2 separate regions of the Homo sapiens genome follow, and region 1 is linked to region 2. The links are chromatin contacts, found by Hi-C in ENCODE. All regions are on one chromosome and are shown on one strand. Each heading gives the region's core, a stretch centred on a gene start or an enhancer-like site at or near the end of the contact. The rest is flanking DNA. Distances are from core to core; before and after follow the strand shown. Region 1 holds the start of ZNF277 (zinc finger protein 277). Region 2 holds the start of ORC5 (origin recognition complex subunit 5).

Region 1 (7,596 bases), core at 3,514-6,013, 8.0 Mb after region 2:
GATCATGCAGTACTTATCTTTCTGTGCCAGACTTACACTTACTTCATTTACTATAATACCCTCCACATTACTGAAAATGACAGGATTTTCCCCTTTTTCAAGACTATATAATATTCCATTGTGTATAGATACTACATTCTCTTTACCCATTCATCTGATGATGGACACTTAGGTTGCTTTCATATCTCAGACATTTTGAGAACTGCTTCAATGAACATGGGATAGCAGATATTTCTTCAGCATACTGATTTCAATTCCTGTGAATATATACCAAGCAGTGGAATTGTTGGATCATATGGTAATTCTATTTTTAGTTCATTGAAGGTCCTCCATGCTGTTTTACATAACAGCTGTATTAATTTACATTCCCACTAACATGTGCACAGCGTTCCCTTTTCTCTGCACTCTCACCAATACTTGTTACCTTTCATTGTTTTTATACAGCCATTCTAACAGATGGGAGGTGATATCCACAGAATGGAGATACAATAAATAACAATGCATTGTATACTTCAAAAGTGCTAGAATGGATTTTAAATGTTTTTTACACCACAAAAATGGTAATTATATGAGGTGTAATTTGTTAATAGCCTGATTAATCACTCCAACTGTAAACGTACATCAAAATATCACACTGTACACCATAAATATATACAGCTGGGTGAGAAGGTGCATGTCAGTAATCCCAGTTACTCAGGAGGCTGAGGTGGGAGTATTGCTTGAGGCGATCAACCAGGAGCTTGAGGCTACAGGCTATAGTGCACTATGATGGCGCCTATGAATAGCCACTGCACTCCAGCCTGGGCAACAGAGCAAAACCCTGTCTCTAAATTAAAAAAAAAAAAATGAAAACTTAAAAAATATATTATTATTATTTGTCAAGGAAAATACATTTAAAAAACAAACAAAATGCTTCAGTCACTGCCCATGGAGCTCCTACTAGCCAGAGAGAATCAAACAAATTGAGAAAGAGAGGAACCAGCACCTCAGTTCTGGCAGCTTGCCAGGTAGCGTTTGCTTACCTCTGATCTTACTTAAAAACCAAGTGAGATATGTCACAACAAAAGTGTCTCTGTCATAGCAGTCTCAACACAATGAAGATGTTTTTCTAACCAAAGAACACAGTTAGTTGGAAGAGCTCTACAAAATTAGTACCAGGGAAGGCTTTAGTTAACACTTGCCCCAGACGCTGGGACCCAGAAAGGCTAAGTGATTTACCTAAGGTTACACAGCTGGCAGCAGTGTCTAGCCCAGAATCAAGAGCTAACTAGAATCTCCTAAGGTGAAATTGCCTATCACTGTGCCTCTTAACATGATTTCTAAAAGACAAGGTTCCCTGTTCCTCAGAACTATAACTTCATCACTATACCTTTTCCTAAAATCAGAACACTTATGACTGACTTTTCGTTGTTTTAATGAATTTAATCATTCATTAAATGGGACGGTGCCTATACATCAGTTACGAAAAAGAATTTCCATCTCCGATACATTTAATTACAGATATAAAATTTAACTAATTTTACCCATGTTTACAGTATGCTGCTTAAAATTTAATCATAAGTATATAAAAGCATAATTATCTCATACATAAATGAGGGTATATAAAAAGTACCTTTGCAGAAATATATAATTTATACTAAAACGTCACATATTCTGTTACAAAGACTGATTTATTTCAAAGAATGAAGAAACTAAATTACCACTACACTTGGTAACAAAGATCTGTGCCCATAAGATCTTTTCTTTAACATCTGTAAGAACTACATGAGAAAAACACAAACATTAACCAAGGTTAAAAGAAAAAACAAACAACTTGCAATATAAGCAGCTATAAACAGTGCCCTCCATGGTGAAAAATAAAGTCCACACATAAGTATCCTAGCAAAAATTTCACTACACACACACACACACACACACACACACACACACACACACGCCTAACAGATGGATTCTAAAAAACAGCTAAGCATTCCACAATCCAAATGCTCAAAAATTAATAATAAAGGTTAATTAACATTCTGGCACATGTGATATTGAGAACAACAGCAGTAATTTGGGGCAAAAGACCCTCTCTCTGCTCTCGTCCTTCATCTCATTCAACCTCTTTTTCTCAATTGTGAGCACACCCTTCTGCCTCCCCTACTCTGCAATCAAATCACAACCACCCAAAACCGAGGTGTCTGCTGCAGCCCAAAACATTTGACTGATAATATCCGGTTTGCCATTCCAGGAAATCCCAGAGTGGTTTTTAAGCCTCTGCCCACCGCTTGTAAAGAAAGGCAAGAGAGGAACTAATCGATACCAGCACCCCAGCTGTGACCTGGCACATGAAGAAATCAAGAAAATAAATCCCATCCATAATCTGTATAATTTAACACTTGGAAGAAAGCAACATCTGGGATCGACTCCAAGCAGGACAGTTTTGCCTGGATGGATCTGAGCTTCCTGCACTGAGTGTTAAAGCCGCTTAGGAGGCGATGCCCTCGGGTCCCTCACCAGTCCAGCAAAGGGACTATCTTTTTCCCTAGCAAGGGTTAATCTACCTCCCAAAAAAGAGAAGAGTGAGGAGAACGAAAATAACAACTACTAACATCTACTCCTTGCCAGTAAAGAGGCTGGCAAAGACTCCTCTGACACTTTGAAGGAGGGAAAGCTGGAAACCTTTCCCAAAGGTGGGTTCAGGTCAAACTATTGTCTTGGTAATTAGTCACAATCCAGAATGGAAGCTAACGTGAAATGTGGGAATGATTTTGTTGAATCCTACAGTCCTTTCAATGGACCCCAAAGTCCTATCCCCAGGCAAAGTTGGGAAAAAAAAAAACAAAAATCCCCTCGGACTACGACTCCCTGGGAAGGCTTTCCAGATGTTTTAAATTGCAGGAAAATGAATTTAGAACATAAGCAGATATCTACACATCACCTAAATCACTAGACCTGTCCTCAATTTTAAAACACACACACACACACACACACACACAAAGTACACCAGTCGGCAGAACAGGGCATTATAGGAAATAAAGAGTGTTAGTAAAATCCATAATGCTTTCTGTTAGACCTTCTGGGAGGTTATAATTGCATTTGGCCGGCTGCAGCCTTGTCGGAGAGCCTGGCTTCTTAATAGTCTCAACCCTAAAAGGAGTAACTGTCAAGGGGCGACCCAGCTGAAATCAAACAACAAAAACGGGAACTGTAACCCGCCTGAAATGGGAGGAGGAAAAGGAAGGGAGACTCCTGTATTCATCAGTCAACATTAATGTCCTTTGTTGTTCACCTTTACACAGAACAGCGAGAGCTATCCTGTTCCTTTTTCTCCGAACGCCAGTGTCAGGGTATGCTTTCCTAAAAGCTATCTCCCTGCCCCCAAGAACCAGGCTTTCCGATCCCCCTCCCCATTTATCACTCAGCAGCCCTGTACCGCCACACCGCCCCCACTGCGCTCACCCGGGGTCGAGAGGGTGGCCAGAAGTAAAAACACTGCTGAAATACCCGTTCTTCTCCAAAGACCAAAGAACCGAGCGGCGCAGATGTTGAAATTTACCAATGCCCCCGCCCCGCAACATACACACCCCATAAATCCGGGATCGCAGAGAGGGAGGAGGGTCAGAGAGGGCTCAGCTTGTCAGAGCGGCTCTCTCCAGGACCCTGCCACATTCCACACTCCGGGAATGTCGATCCGAGCCAGAGGGAAGGGTTTGCGCCTCCCTACTGTTTTGGGGGTGTTCTCTCTGCCCGAGTGTTGTTGTCTCCCTCTCCACCCAGAGGAACCGTTGCAGCTCCCTGTCGCTTTGGGGAAGAAGGGTAAGGAAGGAGAGAAACCCCATTCGCCTCCTCTTCCAACTTGACACACACACACACACACACACACACGCCCAGTCGCCACTCCAAACTCCGCAGGCAGAGCCCGAAGCTAGCGGGCCGGCCGCGCGCTCCCCCAAGCTGTCCCGGCGCTTCGGGAACCAGTGCGGGGCGCGCCGAGCAGGCGGTGCGGGGCGAGAGCCTGGTGCGCAGCCCTCTGCCTGGAGCTGGCTCGGCAAAGCCCCGTACCAGCTGCGCGATGCCAGGATTAGGCATTTTCAACCGGGCGGAGCGAGAGGGGCGCGGGGGCAAGGACGAGAAATGCGCACTCGCTCGGGCCAGAGCAGAATAAAAGTTCGCCCCGCGGAGACTCACCCACGCCGTATTTCTCGTGCTCCGTAGGTATCCACATGGCTAAAGGGGCTCCGGGGTCTTCAGGCTTTGTAATCCCCGCGCCCCTTCTCCGGCTCACAACAATGCACAGTCCCCGAGCAGCGCTGCAGTGCCGGAGCCCAGCGGCTTCGCGCGGGCTGCGGGCGCTGGGCAGGATCTGCGCTGGAGGCTCCCGAGCCCAGCGTTGACACTGCGCCGCCCGCAGCTCTCCCGGCGGCGGCTGCTCACAGTCCTCCGACGCGCTCCCGGGTACCCGGCGGCGCAGTCATTGTTCTGATTCACTGAACTAAGCGAACACGCCGGGGCACTCTCCGGCGCACCCCCGCCCGCCAGCGCCTAGTCCAGCCCTCCCGTCCCAGGGCCCCGCAGCACGCTGGGAATTGTAGTTCTTGGCCTCCCCATCCCGGAAGTGGGCGCGGCAAATGTGGTTCGGGGCGGGGATTCAGTTTTACTGATTGCGTCCTATTGGTCCAGAGCGCGGCGTAGGTGTGGAGAAAACATTACGTCGACGGGGAGTTCGCCTCCAGTAGCGTTTCTACTGGTGCCACCCCGCCTCCGACCCGCCCTGCGGCCCTCCCTTTTCTTTTCTGCCGGGTAATGGCTGCTTCCAAGACCCAGGGGGCTGTCGCCCGAATGCAGGAAGACCGTGATGGGAGCTGCAGCACAGTCGGGGGTGTAGGTTATGGGGGTGAGTACGGTGCCCCGGAGGCGCGGCTGATGTGTCTTCCTTTCTCTATGACCGGGTGTGCAACGGACCTCTGGTCTGACCCTAGGAGCCCTTCAGCTCTGGGGCCACCTGGGTTCGACTGGGCCCCACGGGTGGTGGCCCAGCGGGATGGGTTGGAGCCGGTGGCGGCTACTTGGTTGGGGCTGCCCGGGGATGGCGGAGAAAATGCCATGGGATGGCGGAGAAAATGCCATGGAATGGCCTTCCCCTCCGCCGGGGAAGCTCCCTGAGCGTTTGTCTTCTGGTTTGGAGCTCCCAGCTTTGAGCTAGCTGCTGAGTGGGTTTGGTTCAGATCTGGTTCGCGCGCGTGTGTTTATAATTTTGGGATTAGCAGCTCTTTCTCCTCACCAGTACACTGCCTTGGTTTGCTTGGTTTGACCTCGCAGGTGTGTTTTATTTAGCTTCCGGAGTATTTCCAGTCGCAGACTGGTGGTCACTGCTCTCCACTCTACAGATTTGCCCAGTTTGTGGCTGAGGTGACCTCTGAAGGGAAAGTGTGTGTATCTCACAACCTCCCTGTAGATGGTTAACTGCTCTGGGTGTTCTTCAGATTTGTATGTGGAGCCTGAGAGATCTTCCCAGTCTCTGGGTCCTTAGAGAAAGAAAAGGAAAGTGATAGATAATTTGCACTCGTGGCTTCAAAGAACATTTGAAAAGAGTTTTGAAAACCATCACAACTTTGGCTGTACCTGACTTTCAGGTTGTCCTCTGATCCACTGTAGGAATAAAAAACCAAATTTTGAAAGCTGCAGGTGGATTGTGTTTAGGACTCTTTTACCTTTAGTCTATCCCTCCCCCATTCCCCCCACCCCATTTTTGTCTTGATGTGTAATTTAGCACAAGTTGTCTTTTTCTGATGAACATGGTTTGGGGCTTAAATATAGTTCTCAGACTGTTGCGACTTTGTTTTTCGATTTATTTGTTTTTGCTTTCACAGTTAAATTGATATCATCTTAAGTATTTACCTCAGCGGCACAGAGTTGAAGTGCAGTTTTTTCCCACTTCCCAACAGTGGAACTCCCTACTCTGAAATTATTTTAGTACCTCTACCAAACAAATCTTTGGTAGTCTCCTGAGTTAAATATTGAATTTAACACCCTAATGGTTTATTTTTGGGTTGGTTATATATTGGGCTATCTGATGGTAACAGACTATTACGGTTTCCTAGATTTTCAAAGTTCCAGAGGGCTACCAGTTTAAGATCTAAACTGGTGAATTTATCTCACAGTCTAACTTATTTTAAAAAATGGCCGGGCACGGTGGCTCACCCCTGTAATACCAGCACTTTGGGAGGCCGAGGCGAGTGGATCACAAGGTCAGGAGTTCGAGACCAGCCTGGCCAATATGGTGAAACCCCGTCTCTACTAAAAATACAAAAATTAGCCGGGCGTGGTGGCGGATGCCTGTAGTCCCAGCTACTCGGGAGGCCGAGGCAGGAGAATCCCTTGAGCCCGGGAGGCGGAGGTTGTGGTGAGCCATGATCCACCACTGCACTCCAGCCTGGGAGGCAGAGCAAGACTCTGTATCAAAAACAAAACAAAAAAAAAGGATATGCCTTTCAAAAATGTAAAATATTTAAAAATATTTATTTTTAAATTTTACAAGTTTAAAAGTTTTTAAAAGCACTTCAAACCATTCAGAAGTGTATGAAGTAAAAAAAATGAAAATTCCCTCACCTCACAGCACCACTCCCCGAGTATTAAGTGATAAGAGTTTGGTACATATTCTTTCCAACATATTCTTCTTCTTCTTTTTTTTTTTTTAATCCTACAATCCGTATTCTGTTAAACCACCATATTCTTATATGACACACGTCTGTATGATTTGATTTTTTTTTTTTTTTTTTTTTTTTGAGACGGAGTCTCGCTTTGTCAACCAGGCTGGAGTGCAGTGGCGCGATCTCGGCTCACTGCAAGCTCCGCCTCCCAGGTTCACGCCATTCTCCTGCCTCAGCCTCCCGAGTAACTGGGACTACAGGCGCCAGCCAACAAGCCCGGCTAGTTTTTTGTATTTTTAGTAGAGACGGGGTTTCACCGTGTTAGCCAGGAGGTCTCGATCTGCTGACCTCGTGATCCGCCCGTCTCGGCCTCCCAAAGTGCTGGGATTACAGGCGTAAGCCACCGCGCCCGGCCTATGATTTGATTTTTATAATAAAAAGGGATAAATCTATATAAACTGAAAGATCTGCAACCTTCTTTTTTCTTTCAGCAGTCTATCATAGAAACCCTTCCACGTCAGTACATTTGTTTCCTTTTTTTTTAAGGACTGTGCCCATCATATTCCAAAATATGATTGTGCCATTCTTTATCCATTCCCTTATAAATGAACATATAGTGTGACTTTAGTTTTTCAGTAATGTTGCAATGAACAACTTTATGTACATATATTCTTGCCCACTGGTTGTATATTTTGGGAGAAAATTGCTGGATCAAAGGTTATGCAAGTTTAAAATTTTGACAGATGCCAGACTTTCCTCTTAAAATATATTCAGCATACATTGCCACCTGTAGTATATGAGTGTTCTTTCCCCCATATTGTCACAAACTTTGAGGAAATAATCCAGGACCAATGTTTCAATGACTAGTAGATTGAATTAAGTAACTGATAGAAAGCTTAGTTTTTGATTCCAGTTTGTTTTCAATAAAAGTGTTGAGTAGTAGTGAATTTGCGGTATCTATAAC
Region 2 (7,486 bases), core at 4,943-7,442:
ATATGGCTCCTGCCTGTAATCCCAGTGCTTTAGGATGGGTGGGAGGATCATTTGACCCCTGGAGTTCAAGATCAGCCTGGGAAACACAGTGAGACTCTGTCTTTAAAAAAGTAAAAAAAATTAGACAGGCCTGGTGGTGCACATCTATAGTCCCAGCTACTTGGGAGGCTGAGGTGGAAGTATCACTTGAGCCCAGGAATTCATGGCTGCAATGAGCTATGATCATAACACTGCACTCCAACCTGGGCAATAGAGCAAGACCCCATTTAAAAACAAAACAAAACAAAAAAAACTAGCCCTTCATTTAAAAAACTATCAAAATATCAACATGAGTTAACTCCAGAAGTAATAAGGTCACAAACGAGACTTGCTCACCAATACAGTCTATCCTCAAAATAAGATCACAAAAGCAGATTCATTCTGAGGAAGATAACTTGTGGCACTTGGCACAAATAATGGAACTGGTAACTATTTTTAGTGATTTTATAAACTTTATCCAATAAGGAGGCTTTTCTTTCTCTGAATAACAGTGTCACTAAAGCCACATTAAACTTACTTGGGGACAGTTTCACCAGCATTTGCTAACTCACTTCTCTCTCACTCCTTTACTGTCCTTTAAGAACAAAAGTCCACAACATCTCTGTTATGAATAGTGTCTTGCTTACGGCATTTGTACCATCCATGACTTTTAAAGGCAGCATATTCTAAGTGCCTGTCTGAGTCCCTGTATCAGAAGTAGTAACAATAATCATATATTACACTGATTAAGTAACAGCAGAAACTACAGTGTGATAAAAAATGGAATACAGTCCTTAAATATGAAACTTCCTTACTGGGTTTTATTGCTTTTATTCAACATATATTTTGGGGGCACTTCATTCAGGGGGTTCTGAAATGCAAATGCCTGGACCAAGACCTTGTACACTCAGATTCTGAAGTCCAGTATATAGCCCAGGCATATGTGTTTTTTAAAATGCACAGCTGATCTTTGAGATCAAAAGCTGAAATCTACAACTTAATAAGCTGAAATCCACAAGTTAATACGTGCCAAGTAATGTGCTTGGTGCTGGGGATAATTTCAAGAAACTCACAATCTAAAGCCAGGGAAACATAAACACAAAATCATAGCTGAGAAGGCTAAATATTATGACAGAATTAAGCACAGGGTGCTAAGGTTGCAAAACAGGGGGGCATCTGATACAGCCTAGAGGATCAGGAAAGACCTTGTAGAGTATAAGTAGAAGAAAACCTGGCAAAATAAATAAGCATTTGCCAAGCAACAGGAAGAGCGAGTACAGGAAAGCCATTCCAAGTAGGGGAGCAACATGTGCCATGGCTTGAAAGTAAGACAGCAGGAACTGTACACAGTTCAGTATGCTATCCTAAACGTGCATCCTCAGTGCTAGAGGAGGACGGGGTTAGCAAGCCAAAGCCTGTGGGCTAGCCACCTGTTTTTGTACATACTGTTGCTTTGAAACACAGTCATGCCCATTCACATAGAGAATGCCCATGGCTGCTTTCACAATACAGTAGAGTCAAGCAGGTGAGACAGAAACTACGTGGTCCACAAGCACAAAATGTTAGTTATCCGGCCCTTAAGAAAAAGACTGCCCATCTCTGGTTTAGGATATGAAAGGGAGTATGGCAATACTCATCAATAATAGCAGCTAACCTTTATTGAGTGCTTACTACGCACTATGTACTGCAGAAAGCACTTTCCATGTGCTAACATTTAATTCTCTTAATCCCAAATGTTGTCACTATGAGCCAACTTTGCAGATGGAGAAAGCACTAACTGGTGAATCCAAAAAGGAACATGAGTCTGCCAGACTCCACAGCCCAAACTCTTAACCACTGTGTTATGAAAGATAAATTCAGCTCATGAAAGGTCTTATACAATGGGCGAATTACTTGAACACTGTCCTGAAAATATTAAGATTTGCATGGCCTAGCTGCTGGGTGAAGATTGCAAATAAGAGGCTTACAGAAATACATGGAAAAAAAACAATGGTAAATGAAAATCCTAGCAGCAATGGCTAGGATTAAAGGTAGATGGAGACATGATTTTAACAATGTGAAGCAACAGACTAAGTTTATTGATGTGATTTACTAAATGAGGGAAGATGAGGAAAGAGTTAAGAAAGTGCAAGTTTGGACAACTGTGTCAATGACAGTAGACCATTCATGGAGAAAGATAATATGGGAAGGAGAGTAATGTAAAGGTGGTATGTTCAATTTTGCATTTGTGGAGATTCACAATTATCAGTACCAATATTATACACTAAAAATGGCAAAGAAATATTTAATATTTTTATTCTTACCTCTAAAGTTTTCAACAACGTTTGTGTTACATAGGTCTTTCCACTAGCAGTATGTCCATAAATAAAAATGGATGGAAAGCTGAAATGATGTCTCTAACGAGAGAAAAGACAAATATGAGGCTGCACATACAAAATAGAAAATAAACACTTATCAACTTGTGAGAAAGTTGTACGTGGAAAAGTGAAATATTCAATCCAAATTCCTAACAATGAGCATATTGTGGATGCATCAACACACTTTGAACCTACTTGAATTCAACTCTAAGCACTTTCTTTGTTATGAAATTAAAATGTATGTAACATATTTGGCATATTTTATTATGTACTATATATTTATATTTTTATTATCGTACAGGTTTACATATACAAACTAGTATTTTCAACTTCATAGCAGATTTAAGAGATTTTTCAAGGATAATTTTGTTCATACTCCATTTTTATATTACTCCTTCTTAAAGACTCTTATCTCCTGCGATGCCACAACTTCACTATACATTTTAATGCTATGAAATAAAGTACATATAATCAAAAGATTAAAAGGAATTTCAAGGGTCCTCATTCTTAGGAAAACTTATAGACTACTTCTGAACTATGCATACTCACTGATGCTGGCATAAATGCATACATTAGATCACATAAAACACTAATAAAATCTGCATAGCATTTATTTTAAAATACATATGTGCAAGATCCTCTTGCAGTACATTAGGTTAGCAGCTTAGAGAAAAGTAAATATTGTCAAAGGTCTCTCTGGTCTAGTTAATACTACAAATACTTGTACTTCATTCCTTAAATGAACGCTTTCATTAGATACCTACTAAATGCTGAAAACCATGAGGTACTGAAGAGAACAAATAACAGTAAAAGACATTATCTACTTTGGAGGAAATTATAGTCTACATTTTTAAAATAATTACGGGAAAACTTGATTTTTTAATAATACTCTTTTTTTTTTTTTTTTTTTTTGAGATGGAGTCTCACCCTGTCACCCAGGCTGGAGTGCAATGGCGTGACCTCGGCTCACTTCAACCTCTGCCTCCCGGGTTTAAGCGATTCTCCTGCCTCAGCCTCCTGAGTAGCTGGGATTACAGGTGTGTGCCACCACACCCAGCTAATTTTTGTATTTTTAGTTAAGACGGAGTTTCACCATGTTGGTCAGGCTGGTCTCAAACTCCTGACCTTGTGATCTGCCTGCCTCAGCCTCCCAAAGTGCTGGGATTACAGGTGTGAGCCACTGTGCCTGGCCTATTTTTTAATAATACATTTTTTTAAATAATTACAAGAAAATGGGATTATGCAATTTCTATCAGAAAGTTAAGTCTCTATTAATTATCATCGATTACAGCAACAGTCACAAACATTTATTACATTCAAGTCACTAAGTTAAACATTTCCTTTTACAAGACAAATCAGGAACTCAGATTTACGCAGGAAAAAGACTTTCTAAATGGCATACAGCTATGGCAAAAGCAGCTCAACTGCTAAAAATAGACTAAAAATTTACTTGAAATGAATAGGTAATGTAATACATGAATCTTTTTCTGAAGTTTATATGTAACAATCATAAATTAACTGGCCCAAAAATTCTGTCTCAGCAGGATGCAGTGGCTCAAGCCTGTCATCCCAACACTTTGGGAGGCCAAGGCAGGCAGATCACTTGAGTTCAGGAGTTCGCCTGGGAAATACAGTGAAACCCCATCTCTACAAAAAACACAAAAATAGCCAGGCTTGGAGGCAAACACCTGTGGTCCCAGCTACTCGGAGGCTGAGGTGGGCGGACTGCTTGAGCCTGGGAGGCAGAGACTGCAGTGAGCCAAGATCATGCCACTGCACTCCAGCCTGGGAAAGAAAGCCAAACCCTGTCTCAAAAAACAAAAACAAAAAATTCTGTCTCAAGAATTAAATGCATGTTGCTGAGTATCTCTGCTATCCATTACATGTTGTTGCCTAATAATACCTTAAACATCTTTTCTATTGTGACCTAGAATTATATTGAACTGTTCCACTGTTATTTAACCTTTCACCTTCATAAATCTCGCTAACATAAACTGCAATAAGCTAGTACCTGACACAGAAAAGGTGCTCGGTAAATATTTATTTATTGAACAAATAAATGAGTATTCTTAGAAACATGAACCAATTTTTTATATTTCTTTGCTATAGTTGTTTGTATTTCCCACATGCACAGCACCTTGCAGAAAACTGATATTAAAATATTGTTAAACATAATTTTCATTAAAAGCAAAGGTCAAAAACTCTTCTGTGATCCACCACTAAGTTTACTCATCCCTATTTGCCAATTTGCTCTTTCAGCAGGAACATTTCTGGCTGGAGTGATCTGCGTTCCATAGATGAAATGCAGAGAACATAATCAAGAAAATGCTCCAGTAATAATATAACTATAATTGAAAGCAGTATAAATAGAAAATTAATTGAAGATGCAGTTGTTGACCTCTAACTTCCCTAAATAATGCACCCCTTTAGACAGAGGGTAGTACTTTTCCACTAATGCTTCACAGGCCACCTCAAATTGCCATGCAATATTTCTAGTTGGATGAAAGTACAGTCACGTGTACATTCAAAGATGGACCACATATACAACAGTGATCTCATAAGATTATAATACCCTATTTTCACTGTACCTTTTCTATGTTTAGACACTTTTAGATGCAGACTTATCACTGTGTTACAACTGCCTACAGTATTCAGTATAGTAGCACCGCTGTAGAGGTTTATAGCCTAGGAGGAACAGGCTACACCATACAGCCTAGGTGTATAGCAGGCTACACCATCTAGGTTTGTGTAAATACACTTTCTGATATTCACAGGGATTAAATTGCCTAACGATGCATTTCTCAGGACGTATCCCCCTCACTAAGTGGCAGCAACGCATGACTGTACTTAAAAAAGCAAACCAGAAGATGGGGGTATGAGTATGACCCTGAATTCTCATTCACTCTCTTCGCAGGTAAGATCCAAGTTTGATTAATTCCAATTCTGATTGAGTCTGAATCAAAAAGCACATCAAAGACCACCAGAAAATAGTCAAAAATAGGTTAAATTTTGAATTGGTGAACGCTACCCTCTGCCTATTGAAAGGACTCCCTACGTATCTATGTTCATCCAGACAAGACAAACTCCTCTCTAGGGCATCCTGTGAACTATCAGTTAAGGAGAAAAGTTTACCCTAGACCTCTTCTGGACTGTTACAATTCTGGAAAAGCCAGTAAATTTTTAAACCTGAAGCACTGCTTTGGCCCTTAGTGGCCTTGAAAGCAACCACCTCTCTACACTTGACTCACTCCAACTACCGCACAGAAACGTGTGAACTTACATTTGAATAAATAACACCCTGCAAACACATCTGTTACATAAATGTCATTGGGTTGGGGTAAGATAACAAGCAACTTCTAGGAGCTAATGTGGGCAAACTTCTGAAAAGTGTGGCGTGTTTCAAATACGTCTTAGGCAACGTCCTATAGTGCAGGCCGGTCGCTCTCAGACTGTCTCCTCTTCAATATTCGGAAGAGACTGTGGGTGAAGCTGCAGTACAGAACCACAACACCCCTATTTAACGTAAAAACGGCCTTTTGGCCCTCAATCCAAACACGAAAAAACAAATATTGGAACAGGTCGCAAGACTACCGAAACGTCTGCCTCCAGGATCTGGAAGACAGTTTAACTACAATACCTCTCCAAACAAGGACTGCAAGATGGACACTTGAGACTCGCGACAAAGCACCACGTTTTCCAAGTGGGGCATTCTGGCAGGCACCACCGCAGAGGCCAGTGCAGCCAGCCCACAGGACCCTTGCACAAGACGGAGCCTCTCCCGAGTCTGGCGGCCCACGCTCCCGCCGGAAACCGGACCCGCAGCGTCGTGGGAGGAGCCTGCGCTGCCGGGCTGCGGCGTGACGGCAGCGCGTACGCCGAGCGTCGCCGCCGCTCTAGTCTCAGGGCCGGAACCATCCTCTTCTCGCTGGTCCTGTGCGCGCCGAGGTTTTGCCCATTCTTGGGCTTGGTGGGGATTTCGGGCTGACGCTTTTTCCACTCAAAGGCTAAGGAGACGACATGGAGATGGGCGAATAGGGAAGGGGTGGAAGGGGTTAAGGGGGTCCCGTGGGCCTCCAATGACCCCTGAACCCCGTGCCTTTAGTTTTACCGGCTGGAAGCCCCAAGTTTAGAAACCTTGAGTGCCTAAGAAGACGGACCCGGAGCTGGGGCCCTTAGAGGGACGTGGAAGGCGGACTTAGAAGACTAATATTGTCAAAAGATGTTTTTGTTGTCGTTTTTTTCCCTGACGACGTTGTGGGAAATTAGTGGCATTGAGTACAAAACAGGGTGTAATGGGGTTTAATGCACAGCTTGGAATTACTATTTTTTGTGCAAGCTTTAAACCAGATGTGGAAAGCCTCTCAGTCCTAATGGGATGAAGTCGTAGTGTGTGTTGGTGAGGTTGATAGTAAAAATAATGCTACTTTTAGCATTAGGCTTTCACGTGTATTTATTTGTGAGGCACCTACTAGCGACTAAACACTAGAAGATTCTGGAAATAAGATACAGAAGTAGGCAAGTGCATGGTGGAAAGAGAGCTTGGCGTCCTGAAACCCCTGGGTTGGGACCACTGACTGACTCAACTGCTGAATAGGGGGACTTTGGAATAGTTGAGCCTCAACTTCCTTATCTATAAAATAGGGATAATACTGGCTAGGTTATTGCTAGGAGTAGAAGATCCTGTACATACTACCTGTTATACATAAATTTAAATTGTGGACTTCAATCTGCCCATAGATTGTAGATCAGTCTTAGATTTGTGATGGTCAAAAGGATCTTTTGAGAGTTGTGGTATATAACGTATTAGCTAGTCAAAATAGTATTTTCACAGCAACAATTCAAAAGCATTTGCCCAGGTACTTTTTAATAGAGAATTCTAAAGGTTATAATGGGACCACCCATTAAATTTCAATGTCTCCAAGGGAAGCTGGCCTCTGATACTCTCCTAAGATGGTTATACGTCCGTAACATACTGTGCATATAAGGTATACATATATTATAATCATAACACGACATCTTTATAGCATTCAATAAAACTGACTAAACTGTCTAAAATGTTAGTCTCCCTCTCTATATACTTTATGAGGACAGGAAACACTGTCTTCACAGTT

Evidence for each region. Hi-C counts contacts between places; a loop is a spot of excess contacts on that map. Pooled maps may share reads with other maps.
Region 1: a loop to region 2 is called in a map of CD8-positive, alpha-beta T cell, with 17 times the contacts of the local background. The contact joins the promoter of ZNF277 here to the promoter of ORC5 in region 2. A Hi-C loop is called at or near these places in 2 of 168 maps with a recorded cell type or tissue (B cell and CD8-positive, alpha-beta T cell) and 7 of 50 pooled maps.

The regions. Positions count from the first base shown.
Region 1 is chr7:112,201,932-112,209,527 of GRCh38, forward strand. ZNF277 (zinc finger protein 277) reads left to right here and starts at 4,764. Exons shown (of 12, transcript NM_021994.3): 1 at 4,764-4,876. The coding sequence starts at 4,786. It overlaps DOCK4 (dedicator of cytokinesis 4), which reads right to left and starts at 4,468. Exons shown (of 53, transcript NM_001363540.2): 1 at 4,171-4,468. The coding sequence starts at 4,207. RefSeq lists a silencer at 4,340-4,689 and an enhancer at 4,860-4,979.
Region 2 is chr7:104,201,821-104,209,306 of GRCh38, forward strand. It overlaps ORC5 (origin recognition complex subunit 5), which reads right to left and starts at 6,193. Exons shown (of 14, transcript NM_002553.4): 1 at 6,013-6,193; 2 at 2,322-2,414. The coding sequence starts at 6,084. RefSeq lists enhancers at 5,852-6,041, 6,082-6,161, 6,212-6,371.